Regions from separate parts of the Homo sapiens genome. Here region 1 is linked to region 2. A link is a loop called in an ENCODE intact Hi-C map of the cell type or tissue named here. Cell type or tissue: mammary epithelial cell. All regions are shown on one strand. Links, peaks and the distances in the headings refer to the core of each region. The heading gives the core; the rest is flanking DNA.

Region 1 (8,029 bases), core at 1,728-6,727, 81 kb before region 2:
ACCTCCGGAAACCACACTCTAATTTAGAAATCACATTGAAATGGGACCAAAGCCAAGGAAGCAAAAAATAACTAATTTATTCTTTTTAATTGCAGAAGATTATTTAATAAACTGAAGGAAACACCCCAGGTAAATCAAAGCTAATTTATTCAATTTCTTCATAGGAAGTACATCAAAAGACTAAAAATATACTTCTAATTAGAATGGGTACCTTGGTTTCTATAAAACAACTCATTTACCTCTATCGACAAATAAGAATCATATTATATTGTCTGCAGAGAATTCTACAGATATGAGAATGAAACCAGCCAGAAGCAAAAGCATTTTGTAAAGAAAGAACACTCATATTGAAGGAAACACAGATTTTTGCCACCAATGCTAATAATAAATCATTTTAAATATCCATGTGCCATAGGATTTATTTATGGTAACATAGCCTGGCTGTTCCACGAAGAAAATTAATAGTGCTTTAAAGTCACTATTAGATATAAACTAAGACAGCATAGTATTGCATTTCAGGTGTAAAGAACAGAACTCCACACACTAAACCTACATTTGCTTATCTTTCTGCTTTTTAAATTTATTTTGTTTTCTTTGGTATGTTGGTTTATTTTATAAGACAACCAAACAGCACTGTTTATCATAGACCACTGATAGGAATCACAGCCAAGGCATTTTGGTAAGAATGCAAGTACACACAGACTGCATATTTTGCTTGTCTGAACTAAAATATCACTCAGATCATACTCAGAGTGAGTAATATCAGACTCAGATCATACTCAGAGTGAGTACCTCATTCTCCCAGTTTCTATTCCACATGAAGGTGTTATTCTACTGCATTTCTATTCTCTGGAGCTTCATTTTCCTTTTCTATATTTCTACCTAATTCACAACAGCCCTTTTCTCAAACCAAAGCTGTGAAGTAAAAAAAAAAAAAAAAAAAAAAAAAGCAAGCCTTTTCTATTGGAAACATGCTAGTCTCTTCCAATAGTTTAGCACCCAGAGTGTAACTGGTGGAGGCACAAGAGAGGGATGAGCCAGGTTCTGAATTCCCTCCAAAAAGTGGAGCTTGAACCAGTTGGAAAGGCCAACCTCCCCGTGGAACACCACAAGCCCTCTCCGGAGGGATGCTCCTGCATCATTCTCTGCCACCTTTGTGCATCACTGTCCCCTCCCCTTCCACATGAGTCTCTGGCCTCAAGGGCTGCTCCAATAGGCTTCTGAGCCACTGAGGGACCTGGCACAAAAGTATTATACAAACCAGGGCCAGGCACAGTGGCTCACACCTGTAATCCCAGCACTTCAGAAGGCTGAGGCAGAAGGACAGCAAAAGGAGTTCCAGACAAGCCTGGGCAACATGGCGAGACCCCATCTCTACAAATAAATAAATAAAGGGCCAGGCCTGGTGGCTCATGCCTATAATCCCAGCACTTCCAGCATTACTTCCAACTGTAATCTAAACTGTAATCCCAGCATTTATAGCTCCCATCACACCCATAGGGTTTTTTTTCTTACATTTGGACATCTGCCAGATCTGTTATAAATTCCCATCAAGCCCCCCAACCCTTTGTTTTTTTTTTTTTTTTTTTTTTTTGAGACAGAGTCTCGCTCTGTCACCCAGGCTGAAGTGCAGTGGCATGATTTCAGCTCACTGCAACCTCTGCCTCCCGGGTTCAAGCGATTCTCCTGACTCAGCCTCACGAGTAGCTGGGATTACAGGCATGTGCTACCACATCTGGCTAATTTTTTATATTTTCAGTAGAGACAGGGTTTCTCCATGTTAGCCAGGATGGTCTCGAACTCCTGACCTCATGATCCACCCACCTCGGCCTCCCAAGGGCTGGTATTACAGGCGTGAGCCACTGCGCCCAGCCAAGACCCCTTTTACCTAATGTAGCTTAAAGTTCTTTGATCCTTAAAAACTAAAATAGAGTTGATTAAAACAACACAGTAGGTGCTTGTCACACATTTCTCAAACAATCTGTTGGTCTATGGTTACATCCAATGCTTCTCCAATATAGTGGTTTTCAAACTTTATTGTGTCTTAGAATCACTAAGGAAGTTAATTTAAAAATGCAGAGTTTTAGGCCCCAGTTCCAACTTCAAAATCAGAATCTCTTAGGGTTCTAGCAAGCATACCACACAGATCTGAGCTGAAGGTTTGTGGACCACATTTTCAGAAACCTGTTCAATTACTTTAAGTTTTACCCACGGGTCAGTCTAGGACACTAAAAGATTGCACATGACCACAATTTTGCATTTCACCTTATATATGGCCTTGGGTTTTTATCAAGAACGAAACCCTATCAGACAGTGCATTGCATTTCCCATAACCATATGGTTGAAAACAGTAACTACTACCCCAGTTGGTGACTTTGAAGCACGAGTGGGAAATGACTTTAAGAAATTAGCAATTCAATAGGTTTTGCTTCCCTGAGATAGTCATACAACTTCATTACAGATAATAGACAGACTGACAGACAAATGAATGAACAAACAAGTACACAAAAAATAAATAAAAATGATAGAATTTTTTCCCTTTTAACCACATTTGCCAGGAAAACAGAGACAAATCTGATGCTCTAAGTCTCACACACTCTGTGGCCAACGTCGTCACATATGTTCTTGCATTAAGCTATGCAAATTTTTATGAGGAAAATTGAGCTGTGAAGGAAGACTAACTTCTCGTTCAGCAGTTTGCTAGGTTTGCTTAAGCAAATTGGTTCTTGCTAGCATCTATTTATTTGACATGGATTTACTAAGTTCTGTTCTGCCTTAAGTTTATTTCTTGGTACTTTGGGGACTGAAAACTGAAAAGGGCAAGGTTTAAGCCCTCAAGGAGTTCACAATCCTTCAGAGGAACACAAAACACCTTTACCAATAGCCAGACTGCAAACATTTCAGACAGAGCATGGGACTTCAGAGGGCAAAGTGTTTATTTCCAGCAGAAGGGTCAGAACAAACTCTGTGGAGGGGGCTAGGATTTAGGCTGTAGTAAGATTTGGGCAAGCAGTAGAGATGAAGGGAGACATTCAGGCAGAGGGGAAATCAGACTTTTCTTGCCTTCTTCCATAGTGCCCTGACCTTCATAGCACACTTTGTGACTGCATCTTTATTCAGGTAGTTTTGTGTTCAACTCCTCTATCTTCCCTCACTGGATGGTATTCTCTACGATGGAGAGATTTCTGTATGTTTCATTCACTACTTTATCCATATACACACAGCGCCTAGCACACAGCCTGAAACGCAGGATCATTCAGCAAATATTTGTTGTTAAGTGGTTAAGAGCTTAGGATTCCATGTGGTTTTGGTATTTATTAATGTTAGTTTTGCAACCTTGGGCTCTATCTTTAAGCCCTATTTTCTTTTACATAAAATAGAGTAATAATTCTTTCAACATAAGGTTGAGGTAAGAATTAAATGGAATAGTGAGAACATTTAAAACCTACTCTGGTGGCAATTTTGAAATATGCTTTATTATTAACTCTAGGCAGGTGAGGTGATGGATATATTAATTAGCTTGATTTAATCATTCCATCATGTATACATGTATCAAAACATCACATTATACCCCATATTTATATACAGTTATTATTTGTCAAATTAAAATAAAATTTTAAAATAGAAGTAATCAAATAGAGTAATGCATATAAATTATAGCTATTATAAATTTAATAGGAAGAGGCAGTGAAATAAAGCAAAACTATGCTGAAGTTATAGCCTTTCACTGGCAAGAATTAAACTTGTCTAGCTTGCCTTTCTGTAGCTGAACAGGAGCACCAGGACAGACAATGTAGCAAGTTTAAACACTGGGTTTTTTAACTTGGTCTTTGCTCCTTTGAGGCCATATGGCAACTTCCCTTGAGGAGTGTGTTGCCTCATCTGTGAAGCAGGAGTAATAAAACAGCTCTTCCTTTACCATTAAACTGTCCTGACAATTTATGAGATAGCACATGTCAAATTAATGTGTGATCTATAACATGCAAAGCCTGCAATAAAGGTACTGGACTTCAAATTCTTGATTTGCTAATAGACAAGAAAGACTATCTGTGCCTATGGATGTAGCAAGTAGCTCGTTGTCGTGGGATAAAAACAGATAAGCCCTAGAGCCAGAGAGAAGCCTGGATTTCCACCATGCTCTGATTCTAACATACTGGGTAACCTCGGAGCAGTTACTTCATCTTTCTGAGCTTGGTGTTTCTCACCTGTTAGTCATGTATGATTAGACTTACCTCCTGGGGCCACTGTAGGATGCAAGAGAAAATCCAGTAGACTATACTGTAGATTTCAGGTCTTTCTAAATATACATCAATCTCTAGTCCAGAGGGAAGAAGACGGAGTAATGGAGTGAGAGGAAAGAGTCTGGACTGACAATGCTTTCCCTACCAGATATTACTTGGATTAACATTTCTTTGAAGGAGTTTAGACCAGACTAAGAGTTCTGAGCTCTGAGCAGCAACTCCCATTCTAATGTAAGTGTTCCTCCTTGTCTCAGTATGGTCATCGGACTCTAATGCAATGTTGTTATTTTTTTTTTAAACCAAATCTGATAACTTCTTATGCGGGGTTTTAATAAAGACAGGCAGAAGATCCCATAATTAAAAAAATATATAGGAAAAAATAAAATAATATTTAATTGAGAGAATTTTATCCATGAACTTTTTCCCCCTATGAAATAGGAAAAGGTGTTTTTTAATGAATTTTATCAGCAGAACTCCTCAGTTTGGCAGAAGTATTATTGAAAACTATAATCTCTACAAGCCCAAGTGTTTGTCGTTCCTCCTACTAAATTATCAGGAATATTTATTGAGCACTGGGACCATGTAGCGATCTATGGACTTTAAATTACAGACTAAAGGAAGCAAGTTACACCCAGCAGCACCTGTGAAGACAAAGATACCTGCACTCATGTATCAGAGCTGGGTCTGGAGACATCGATGTGAGCTATACATCTTGCTGTGTTTAATTTCTCAAAAAACTCTTTGGAAAAGATAACATTATCTAAAGTTTACAGAAGAAACAAAAAAGATTTAGGTAACGTCAATCTCAAGGAAGAACAAGGTGTTAAAGTGCCTTGAACATTATTTTTTGGGCCAGTGTTCCAGGCTCAAAGCTTTGATTACTCAAACACAGCAGACCCTCTATTATTTGGGAACAAATGGATGAACAAAGGTGTGGATGGTTCTGTGAAGAGGAGGGGGCCACATATGCTTGACAGGGGAAAGTAAAGAGGCAAGTTAGTGCTTGTATGTATTTGAGTGGGCAAAATTCTGGAATCCAGAATAGGTTATTTTTACCTTTTTGACATTCAGATTGACCAGTTCCCTAATTGACCTGGATCTGTGGAATAATCTGTTAATGCCACAGTTTCATTTAAAAGAAAGCAAAATCTTTAAGCATTAGAACTGACTGGGGAAGAGATGTGTCTATTTATTCATTCATTCAACAACAATTACTAAATGCCCACCATGTGCCAGACACTGTACTAAGCACTGGAAGTTCATTAATGAAATGAAAGACTCCTACCCTCTGAGTTTATAGTCTGTCCAGAGCAATACAGGCATAGAAACAGGTGCCATAATACCAGCATGTAGAGGACTTAATAATTGCAGGAACTCAACATAATACAAGCTCCCTGACCTTAAGGAACTTTTATCATCATCATTATCATCTAATAATAATAATAACAAATAAATGCTAAGTACTGAGTATTTCTCATCCTCCACCACTAGTAAGAGTCACCTATGGAGAGTTTTAACGCTGAAAATATCCTTTCAACCTGAAGAGATTCTGATTGGTTTGAGCTGGGGTGAGTCTCAGACATCTGTGGATTGAAAAAACTCAATGGGGTTGAGATTAAATAAAAATAAACAATAGTAAATTTCTATATACCTGGCACTGTTCCATCTGTCCTCCTTATAACAGCTCTTTGAAGTAGCTGGTAATATTACCTTATTTTGGAAAGGAAGAAATTGAAACACAGCAAGTTTAAAGTAATTTGTATGGCAGAGATGAGATTTGAATCAAGGAAATCTAACTCAAGAATCCATGCTACATGCCTAGGTGTTTAAAAAAAAATCACTGTCTGTTTTTGATACTGAAAACTCAAGAGGTAACTCCAGGAGGGTTGACACAGGAGGAAATGAATTCCACCAAATGAGGTTTCCTACCAATTCCCAGCAGCAGTCTCTGCTGTTGGCCTTCCTGTTACCATGACACTGCTCTCTAGCTCACTCCTTAGAGATGAAAGTTAAAGGAGTTCCTTCAGCCTCCAATTATTTGAGACTGACAAATAATTAATCATTAGCTCCATGGTTTCTAGAAATATTCTGTTGAATATTCTATTTTTAATATACCATAATTTATCTTCAGTCTAGTAACTTTACCTCTTTCATATTCTCCCTTTCCATAAACTGGTAAACATATCTGGCAATTATCTCAACTAGTCCTTTTGGGTGTGGAAGTGGGGATTAATGTATAGACAAAATAAGAATGTCCATGAGGTGATAATTGCTTTGTGCAGCCATCATGACATGAATACATTGTATTAACCATTAATACTTTGTATTCACATTGCATTCATTTATGCATATGTTTGAAACTTCATATAATTAAATGTTGAAAATATGCAGCAAGGCTCTTTAAAGGTTCTCTGATATAAATCATACAAAGGATAATACTGATTTGTGATCTTAAAGTAAAAACATGAGGAATGACAATGATGGCAGCAGTGGCCAACATAATTAATTCCAACACTACCTCGGCAAACAATTATCAATGGTCTCCTATAACAGGCTGAAATGTATGTGAAGACATATTGTAAAATATTAGGCATTAAATGAGTGTTTCTCATCCTTCACTGCTTATAAGTCACCTATGGAGAATTTATCGCAGATATCCTTCCAACCTAAAGATATTCTGACTGGGCGGGCTGGGATGAGGCTCAGACATCAGTCCATTGAAAAAACTAAAGGCTGAGAAATGTTGCAATAAGCTAGCTGTTGCTATTATTAACTAGACCACATTGGATACTTTAGGCAGGCATTTGTTTTGTAGGCTGAAAAAAGAATAGAAGAAAACAGCAAAAAAAAAAAAGTACAAAGGAAATGGTTCGTGATAATTTGGTGAATTTATTACAGGGACTGAAGAATTAGGCCACAACAGGCCAAAGCTTGATAGACCTTTGGTTTGCTTAGAAAAATATGAGACTATCATTGATCCTTTAAGGAGAGACTCAGAGAAGGAGGAATAAGAAGATCATAAGCATGGCTTGAGATTGTCCATGGCTTGAAAATACCTTTATGTTTTAAGGTTTTAGCTCTTGAATCAAGCCGGGACAAAATAAAACCTGACGGAATTCATCCATTGCTATGTCACAAATCACTGCTGGTGCACTTGGTCCCATAAACAACCTTGGCTTTCTGAGAGGTTTAGAATGAACGTGGTTTGAGATTTTCATAATCCAGTGATTCCCTGGTTGTTATCACAAACCTATTAAATCAGAATGTATTAGAGTAGGATCCAGGCATCAGAGATTTTCAGGTGATTCCATTGTGCAGTCAACTTTGAAGACCACAGACATAACCGCTTCTCAACTTTGATGACCCAACCTGAAGCCATAGCCACAAAACAAAAAAAGGAGTTCTTCTGTCTTCATTAGTCGAGGTTTCCACTTGCTCTGGTCCATCCTCCTCCTGGATCTCTTCCTGACCTCTCAGTTTAAGTTAAACCACTTTTAACCACTCCCCTTCACCTCCCACCCTGTCCCCACCTGCTAGTCTGTCCCTGGTCCATGCTTCTCACTTTAAAACTTTGATCAGACATTGCCTCACCCAGAAATTTCTAATGAACCCAACCCCGCATAGAGCTTTATACCCAACATATATGTATCACCTGGGAACTTATAGAAATATACAATTCCAGGCCCCATTTCGGTCTATTGAATTAGAATCTGCAATTAATAAGATCCCCAGGGGACTTGTATGCACATTCAAGTTTGAGAAGTACTGTTTTAGGACACCATTTCCCA
Region 2 (8,029 bases), core at 1,359-6,358:
TAAGGAGCCAGGGACGAAGACCAAAAAATATACGTCTTATTAGAAAACACAATATCACACAAACAAAAGCAATACGAAAGTGATCTGTTACTAAATTGCACATATGTTACCACAATTCAAAAATTATATGTTAATATTCACAGGAGTTGCTATTAGTTTTAACTCTGCTGTAGCTAATACAATCTGTTATTGCCCTTTAATTAAATAATCACCTGGTTTCCACAGGGAACCAATTACATCACCTGACAAAATCTATATCTGTGTAATTATGGTAATGATTGAAAAGAAATGAAGAAAGGATGAAGAGAGGGAGGGAGGGAGAGAGAAAAAAAGGAATGAAAAGCTTTGCAATATATATCAACCCTGTGTGCTCTGAATCTATTTTGTGATTTACTTCTGTTCTATGGATTACTTAGCTGCATAAGTTCAAAACGCTTCATTCCACATATCATGAGCATTATAAGTGGGGCTTCTCATGGCAGAGCTGATTAATAAATATACACGATATTCTTCCAAGGTACTGAAATTTTTTTCAAGTTCAGGATCAAGGTTTTACATGTCACTTTTCTTATTTCCACATGACACATGTTTTCTGAATCACCTTTCATTTCAAATAACCTACCAGGTGCTTGCTGATTGAGGAAAGACATCATTGTTAATAGTTTTGTAAATCTTGACAACTTGTATTTAAAAACAGTTCTTTGGAAATGTTAGTATTGTGTCTATAGCTGATTCAACTCTAATGTCATATAAACAAAAAGCCACCTAGTTTTGTTTGGTTCTTTTTTTAACTTGCAGGATGTTTCAGTCCTGGATTCTTAACAAGATGACATTTGTTTATAATATATAAAGGCATGTTATACATTGGCTTTTACTTGTTTTATATTGATAAGTTGAACACTATCCAAGAGATTTGTTCTCTGTTTTTTTGACAAATTAAAAACTCTTAAGAAATCTCTAGGTTTGCTGTATTGCATTTAAGTACAATCAAATAGTGTTCTGTCATGGAGTATGTGGACCCATATTAAGTCACGGCACCTTACTTTGCAGCAATGTGTCACTCGATGTAAACATAAATATTCAAGGATAAGAAAGGCTGTGCTTCTCTTCCTCATGAGAATGATCTATTGAAGGGTGGTCATGTGTTATTTGGCTGATACTTAACATCCTAACACCTCTAGTGGGTCACTGGGTCATACCGCGGTCATTCTGGCAGACGGCCTTCAGAATACGATGTCCCAGGCCACATTTTCCATGATCAGGGAAACAGATCCCTTCTGATGCCAGCCATCGGTAGCACATTGGATCCTCACAAGGAACAGACTCCACCAAATGAGGGCAATGCCCTGCAGGCCCTGTAGATTCCATGAGGACATGGCGCTGCCTCGTTCTAAATCCTAAAAAGAGAGAGAAAAGAATTTTCAGAGAATTCCACTCTTTTCCAGGAAAGGAAAAGAAGCAGCTGGGTGAGAGATGAAAAGTTTTATTCAAGTACTCATCGCTCTAAGCACGTATTATCTTGATGTGTTTTATTCTATGTGAAGTGAGAGGATGAGATGTAGAAAAAAAAGAGAATGGGAAAGAATAAAAGCAGGAAATCTGTCTTCCAAGAGTTTACAACCTAGGAGTTGGAGAAGTCAGACATAATTCAATGGAATAATAAGTAGCGTAAGTCCTATGGTATCAATAAACCAGTAAAAATAAATGGAGACTCAGAAATGATCTAAATATAGATTAATCCACATTTTCTTTTTGCTGTTGATTTTGACATTCTTGTTACGCTGCATTCGGTTAAAATACATTACCTCTCTGGCATCTCCATGGCGCCTGACCATTCACAACTTCCTGCTCCGAGATTTATCTGCATCATGTCACTGAGGTTTACACATCAGTCTGCCTCATAAAGACAATATCTCTTTGGAGTTCACTTTCCACCCAGGCTAGACATGGGTCAATGATTGTTATTATGTTTAAAAAAAGTGTACTGTGGGACTAGGGCCTCAAAGTCCCAGCCAGAGACTGTAATAAGAACATAGATGTATTTTACATGCTATGGGCCCAGAGAGTCACAAATGCAAATCAACAGGAGTCAAGCAGGTACACATCGAGGCAAATGGGTCAACCATGAGACTGCAGCGAGTGTTTGGGTTAATGGGCCTGCTCTAAAATGCCTGACTACTATTCAGCTTCCGTTGACTCTTGGCCTTAGAGATCATGAACCCTCTGTTAACAGATCCTTCCATTTTGTCTAAGAAACCAGAAATCCCTCTATTTTTAAATGATAAAAACTAATGCACAATTTTTAAAAAACAAAGTGACCTAATAAAGAAGGACTGAGAACCAGATTGAACCCTTTAGTGTAAATTTTCAATCTCTGGCCCCCATGATATACCACTTCTAAAGGCTACGTCTACCTTTTGTGGATCTCATACCTTCCATCGTTTCTATTCCAAATTCAATCAACAGATTCCTTTAATTCCTTTTTCTTTTAACAAAACCAACAGTTTTGCATGAATAACATTTTAAGAAATTGTTATTCATTTATTCCTCGGAGTAAGTAAAGAAAATGAGAGAGTTTGATAGCACAGAGAACATTCAATTCCCAGAGTGAAAGCTGCATATCCCACCACTCTTCCCACAAGGGGAGGGGAGAAGGACAAGTTAGGGAGCATGAGAGGTAACATCTCTCTCATGAAAAAGTTACACACCTCAAGGTATAGTTGGAGAAAGACCAACCTCTCTTAAATAGCACAGCCAAGGAGGCTAGAACACAATGAACATGTGGTTTTGAGAAACAAGAAAAAGCTACAGAGAGGTTCTGGGTTAACTTAGATTAAAAAAAAAAAAAAAACCTCAAATAAAGCACTTAAAAATCCTTACCTAAAATACTAAGTATTTTAGCAAAGTACAGGGCTGGGCAAGAATTTTAGGTAAGGATTTTTAAGTGCTTTGAGTTTTTTTTTTTTTTTTCCTAAGATAACCCAGAACCTCCCTTTAAAAGAGACTCCTAGACTCTTTAAGGATTAGCTACCTTGGGAAGAAATCATTCAGCCAGTCAGAGGCTATATTCTCATGGCATTGACATGGTTAAGATCAGAGCGGTTAAAAAAAAAATAATAATGGTTTCTGCCGTGCTTTATACCTCCATACCTCCATGTCTATATCATTAACTAGCCAAATAAAATCTACAGAAGGGCTCATATTGCTTCCTAAGCCACCTTGAAAGGAGATGCATACACGGCTGTAAACTTCACTTGACGAGCATCAAACTACAATGACCTACGAGCTCTCACTGCCACAAAACTCGAATGACCTCTATTCTTATATGTAACATCTGCATGCTGCTTATTTATTGTCTTATATTTTTGCTTGTTTTGATTTTATCTTTGAGCAAGACATGGCATGAGTCACCATGATTTACACTGTTTGACAACTAGCCCAGACTTGAGCACAGAAACTTAGAAGTCTTTATGAAGGATTCTGGGTGTCCTATTATTTGGAGCTTAATGCCATTGAGGGGCATGTTCAGTTTTCCTCCATAAATCAAGTTGCATCCATCTTGCCATAAATCTATAGATTACCTCTCCTCAGTCAATAAATTCCTTCAGTCTTTCATTTGTGCTGCCCTTGTCCTGACTCTAACTAGGATCAAACCACAGCACAAGCTCAGCATAAAACAAAAACCCTGGATTCTCTTGCTAGCACTTAACTTTAATCACACATCGCTGTTCATGCCTGCAATAGACATCAGGCATCTCCCAGGTACTTCTGTTCTGAAAGATAGACAATTGCCAAGTCCATAGTGGTTGGGGGCCAGCCAACCAATCACTTTCATTTATTGAGTTTCATATTAATCAGATGATATTATTCCATAAATATTAACTGTCATTTGCACATCACTTTCCTGTACTATGGGAAGCCACAGGAGGAACCAGAAATGTGTATTCTTCTCAAAGCATAAAACCTAACAAGGGAAAAAGGCACATGCATAAACTAACATCCACCCTTTACCAAGACTGGGACAGTAACTTTATTACTCTAAATGAATCAAGCCTCAAAACTATGTTATAAGTTACTATTCCCATTTTGCATGTGTGAAAACTAAGATGCCACTTTATTACTTCTCCAAAGGTGCATTATTACTGATTAAATGGATGGGTGTGAAAATCAGCAGAAGTCTTTCAGAGTCATTGCCTCCTCACAAGAAAAGATTAAAGTCGGCTCCTGTGGATATTGTGTTTTCGCCACACTTTATAAAGTGAACCTGAAAGGCACCGTGGTTTAGTTGAAGGTACTAAAGGTGAGTAGATTGGACAGTGGAATTTTAGATGCTGCACAGCAGGGGAGAGCCATAATCAACATTTCCTGACCACAGATTCAATTCACCTTTAGTGAAACTAGTATCTGCAGGGTTTATTTTTTTCTATGACTCCAAGAATTAATATTTAGTGTATAATTCTACAGGAGATAATTAGAAAAGAATGGGCAGTGGGTTGGGGAGAGAAAAGGGAAGACGAGCAGATGGCAGAAAAGGGGTCAGTGTTTTTTAATTGAAGCCATGGAAGAATTAAAAGAGGCTCCGGAGGGTATATCCAGATCTGAGGGCTGTATTTCTGCATGAGTTAGTGGATCAGAAGTGTACACATGAGCTATCCACAGGCAATGTTATGTCTCAACACCGACTCCATTGGGACAGGCGTGAAGAAAGTCCAGCAGGTTCCAGCCTGGCCAATATGGTAAAACTCCATCTCTACTAAAAATACAAAAAAATTAGCCAGGCAGGGTGGCACCTGCCTGTAATCCCAGCTACTCAGGAGGCTGAGGCAGAACTGCTTGAACCCAGGAGGTGGAGGTTGCCGTGAGACGAGATCACGCCACTGCACTCCAGCCTGGGTGACAGAGTGAGACTCTGTCTCAGAAAATAAATAAATAAATAAATAAATAATAAAATAAAAATTATAAAAAAGAAAGTCTAGCAGGTTAAACAAACAGGACAGAAGCTTATTCTGTCTTAAGTACTTCATTTGCTCTTCCTCTCTGGCGGCCCTGAACTTTGGGTAACAACTCTGAGTGAAAGAATCTGAGCATATTGAAGCTTCAATCCTAACCCTTTAGAAATCAACCACCATCCTGCAGGGATAGTATCTTATAGTATCATTATTAGTCCACAGCCTGGTGTAAATCCAGAAACTAAGAAGACACACTGATAGGGTGAAGTCAGCATGAGAACTCCCAAAGCTTAGAATGAGAAGTTAACAGAACGCCCCACCCACCCCAAACACATAGACACAGAAAAAAGAAACAACTATCTCTTAGCATTTCCTATCTATGAGAAAGCAAAATGATTTTATAGACTTCTCATTCAAGGGAAAGCCTATCTAGCAGACAAGGATGGAAAATGGAAATATCCCCCATTTTTGGTATGTAACATCTAAAACATGAGAGTATTTTCCAACTTTAGCATGTTATCTAATTTGTTTAAGAGCATAAAAGACTGTCTTCAAAAAAGAGTCATGGCTTCTCAGTTTCAAAGTATCTTGTCCTTTGGGAATTTTTAAGGACTTGGGTGCTCTCACTGAGGGAAGGAATCCCTGAAGTCCTTCCACCTAAGCAGCTGGCTGTTGTGACACTCTATAGGGAGCCTCCAGCAAATTCCTCTTTAGAACAACTTCAGTGGGCAATTCTGCCTTTCTAGTATATGTCTGAAAAGGATAAGGATGTCATATAAATGTGTGTCTATATATCAAGAAAAAATTTTAAAATGTATCACATCTATGTGTAGAGTTTGTCTAAGAGTATTTATTTTTTCAGGCTAATTCTCTTATATATCTCTAATTATAACACTCTGGGAGTGTATCAAAGACAAAGCAATAAATGATAAAACCTGACCCAATTTAAATTCCTCTGAAAGGCATCCTAGCTTTACTTGACAAGCACCAACCTGCCGATCATGGTTCCCTTGTCTGCCTGTCATGACGCGATGGAAGGGTGTGAAGGCTGTGAACACTGGCTGATTTTCTAATGTACTCTGAATAACCAACAGCCACAAGCCTTCCATGATTCCTAATGGAAGGATTTCTGATTAAGAATAAAAGTCATGTAAAGATAATTTCTATAGTAACTAATTTCTTCTATTCCGCAATAAAACATTTCCTACTTTCCCATTCCTTTCTACTTTTTTTCTTAATGTGAACAAAGGAAATGTACCAGAGCAATAACACGATGACTAGGAAAGCCTAGAGAGGAGAAAAATGATATTCTCTCCTACTCTCCACATTCATTTTTTTTTGCTGTTGTTTGCTTGCTTTTCTCTTAAATACTCCATCTTTCTGTGTGTATGTGTGTGCATGCACGTGTGTGTGTGTGTGTGTGTGTATTTTTTAAGAGTATGAAATATCTAGGAAAGTATAAATATCCTAGATTTCTGCTAGTGGAATCACTGCATTTTAGAGTAGAGAATTCAGATGTGAAGCTAAACACTCCCGCTTATATCCCAGAGTTTTGCAATGTTTAATGCATTAGCCTGTGTACCCCAGCTTCTGTAGAATTCTGAAGTATCTTTAGTTTGTACCACTCAGTGATCCTGGCAGAACTCCCATGATTCTACTCACAGTAGAATCATGGGACAGACACCAAGACTGAGGGGGATCTCAGACCTAATACACACAAGTCAGTAGAAATAACAAGACTACTTGCTGTCATCATAACATGCTTGGATACCTTGAAGGAACAGAATCATTTCCCTAGAGGGAAAACTCTATTCTTCATTCTTCCCAAGAGGGAATATAGGCAGGTGGTCCTGGCAGGTTTTAACAAGACCTTACAAACCAAAATTCTCTCTGCTCTAGGGGAGCATTTATAAAATACCAAACTCCTAGACCTGAATAACAATCATCAGGGCTTACCATCCCTCCTGTCAGTGACTACAGTTCAGGAGGCAGCCATTCAGCCACAGAATGGGTTCTATTAAAAAACGGCTAATTCTCATCAATCTCAACATGTCCCTAAACTCTGCAGGAGGCTGTGGGGACAGTACCACCTTCAGGTGAGAGGTTCTACTGCCTCCATCCTCTCCTTCAGCACTTTTCTTTCACTCTTTCTTTTTTTTTATTATACTTTAGGTTCTAGGGTACATGTACACAACTTGCAGGTTTGTTACATATGTATACATGTGACATGTTGGTGGGCTGCACCCATTAACTCGTCATTTACATTAGGTATATCTCCTAATGCCATTCCTCCCCTCTCCCCCACCCCACGACAGGCCCCGGTGTGTGATGTTCCCCTTCCTGTGTCCAAGTGTTCTCATTGTTCAATTCCCACCTATGAGTGAGAATATGCGGTGTTTGGTTTTTTGTCCTTGCGATAGTTTGCTGAGAATGATGGTTTCCAGCTTCATCCATGTCCCTACAAAGGATATGAATTCACCCTTTTTTATGGCTGCATAGTATTCTATGGTGTATATGTGCCCCATTTTCTTAATCCAGTCTATCATTGTTGGACATTTGGGTTGGTTCCAAGTATTTGCTATTGTGAGTAGTGCCACAACAAACATATGTGTGCATGGGTCTTTATAGCAGCATGATTTATAATCCTTTGGGTATATACCCAGTAATGGGATGGCTGGGTCAAATGGTATTTCTAGCTCCAGATCCTTGAGGAATCGCCACAGTGTCTTCCACAATGGTTGAACTAGTTTACAATCCCACCAACAGTGTAAAAGTGTTCCTATTTCTCCACATCCTCTCCAGCACCTGTTGTTTCCTGACTTTTTAATGATCGCCATTCTAACTGGCGTGAGATGGTATCTCATTGTGGTTTTGATTTGCATTTCTCTGATGGCCAGTGATGATGCCTTAAGCCCTTTTCAAAGGCTGAGTCTCCCTTTGAAAAAAGTATTGATTGGGGCAAAACACTCCCCACCTCTGGTTATCTAGTGCTCTTAAGCTACTCTCAGCACAACCTCCTGCCCTCCCACAACTGCAGCCTCTTTTCCCCCTTCATCCAATGACAACGTACTGGCACTAGA

Evidence for each region. Peaks named below come from ENCODE experiments on the same cell type or tissue, not always from the same donor. Only the 100,000 strongest peaks of a DNase experiment are listed, where the experiment ranks them.
Region 1: it touches region 2 in a loop (2.9-fold over the local background); 1 of 110 quality-filtered maps calls a loop at or near these places.

What each region holds. Positions count from the first base shown.
Region 1 is chr2:137,245,832-137,253,860 of GRCh38, reverse strand. All of the region lies in intron 10 of THSD7B (thrombospondin type 1 domain containing 7B), which reads right to left. Among named protein-coding and RNA genes, the nearest start is that of THSD7B, 480 kb to the right of the region's middle. In mammary epithelial cell, for the core only: a CTCF peak has its summit at 4,217; no DNase peak of the experiment used is centred there.
Region 2 is chr2:137,164,109-137,172,137 of GRCh38, reverse strand. It overlaps THSD7B (thrombospondin type 1 domain containing 7B), which reads right to left. Exons shown (of 28, transcript NM_001316349.2): 7 at 1,200-1,397. Among named protein-coding and RNA genes, the nearest start is that of THSD7B, 400 kb to the right of the region's middle. In mammary epithelial cell, for the core only: no CTCF peak of the experiment used is centred there; DNase peaks (open chromatin) are centred at 3,417 and 5,967; H3K27ac peaks cover 730 bases.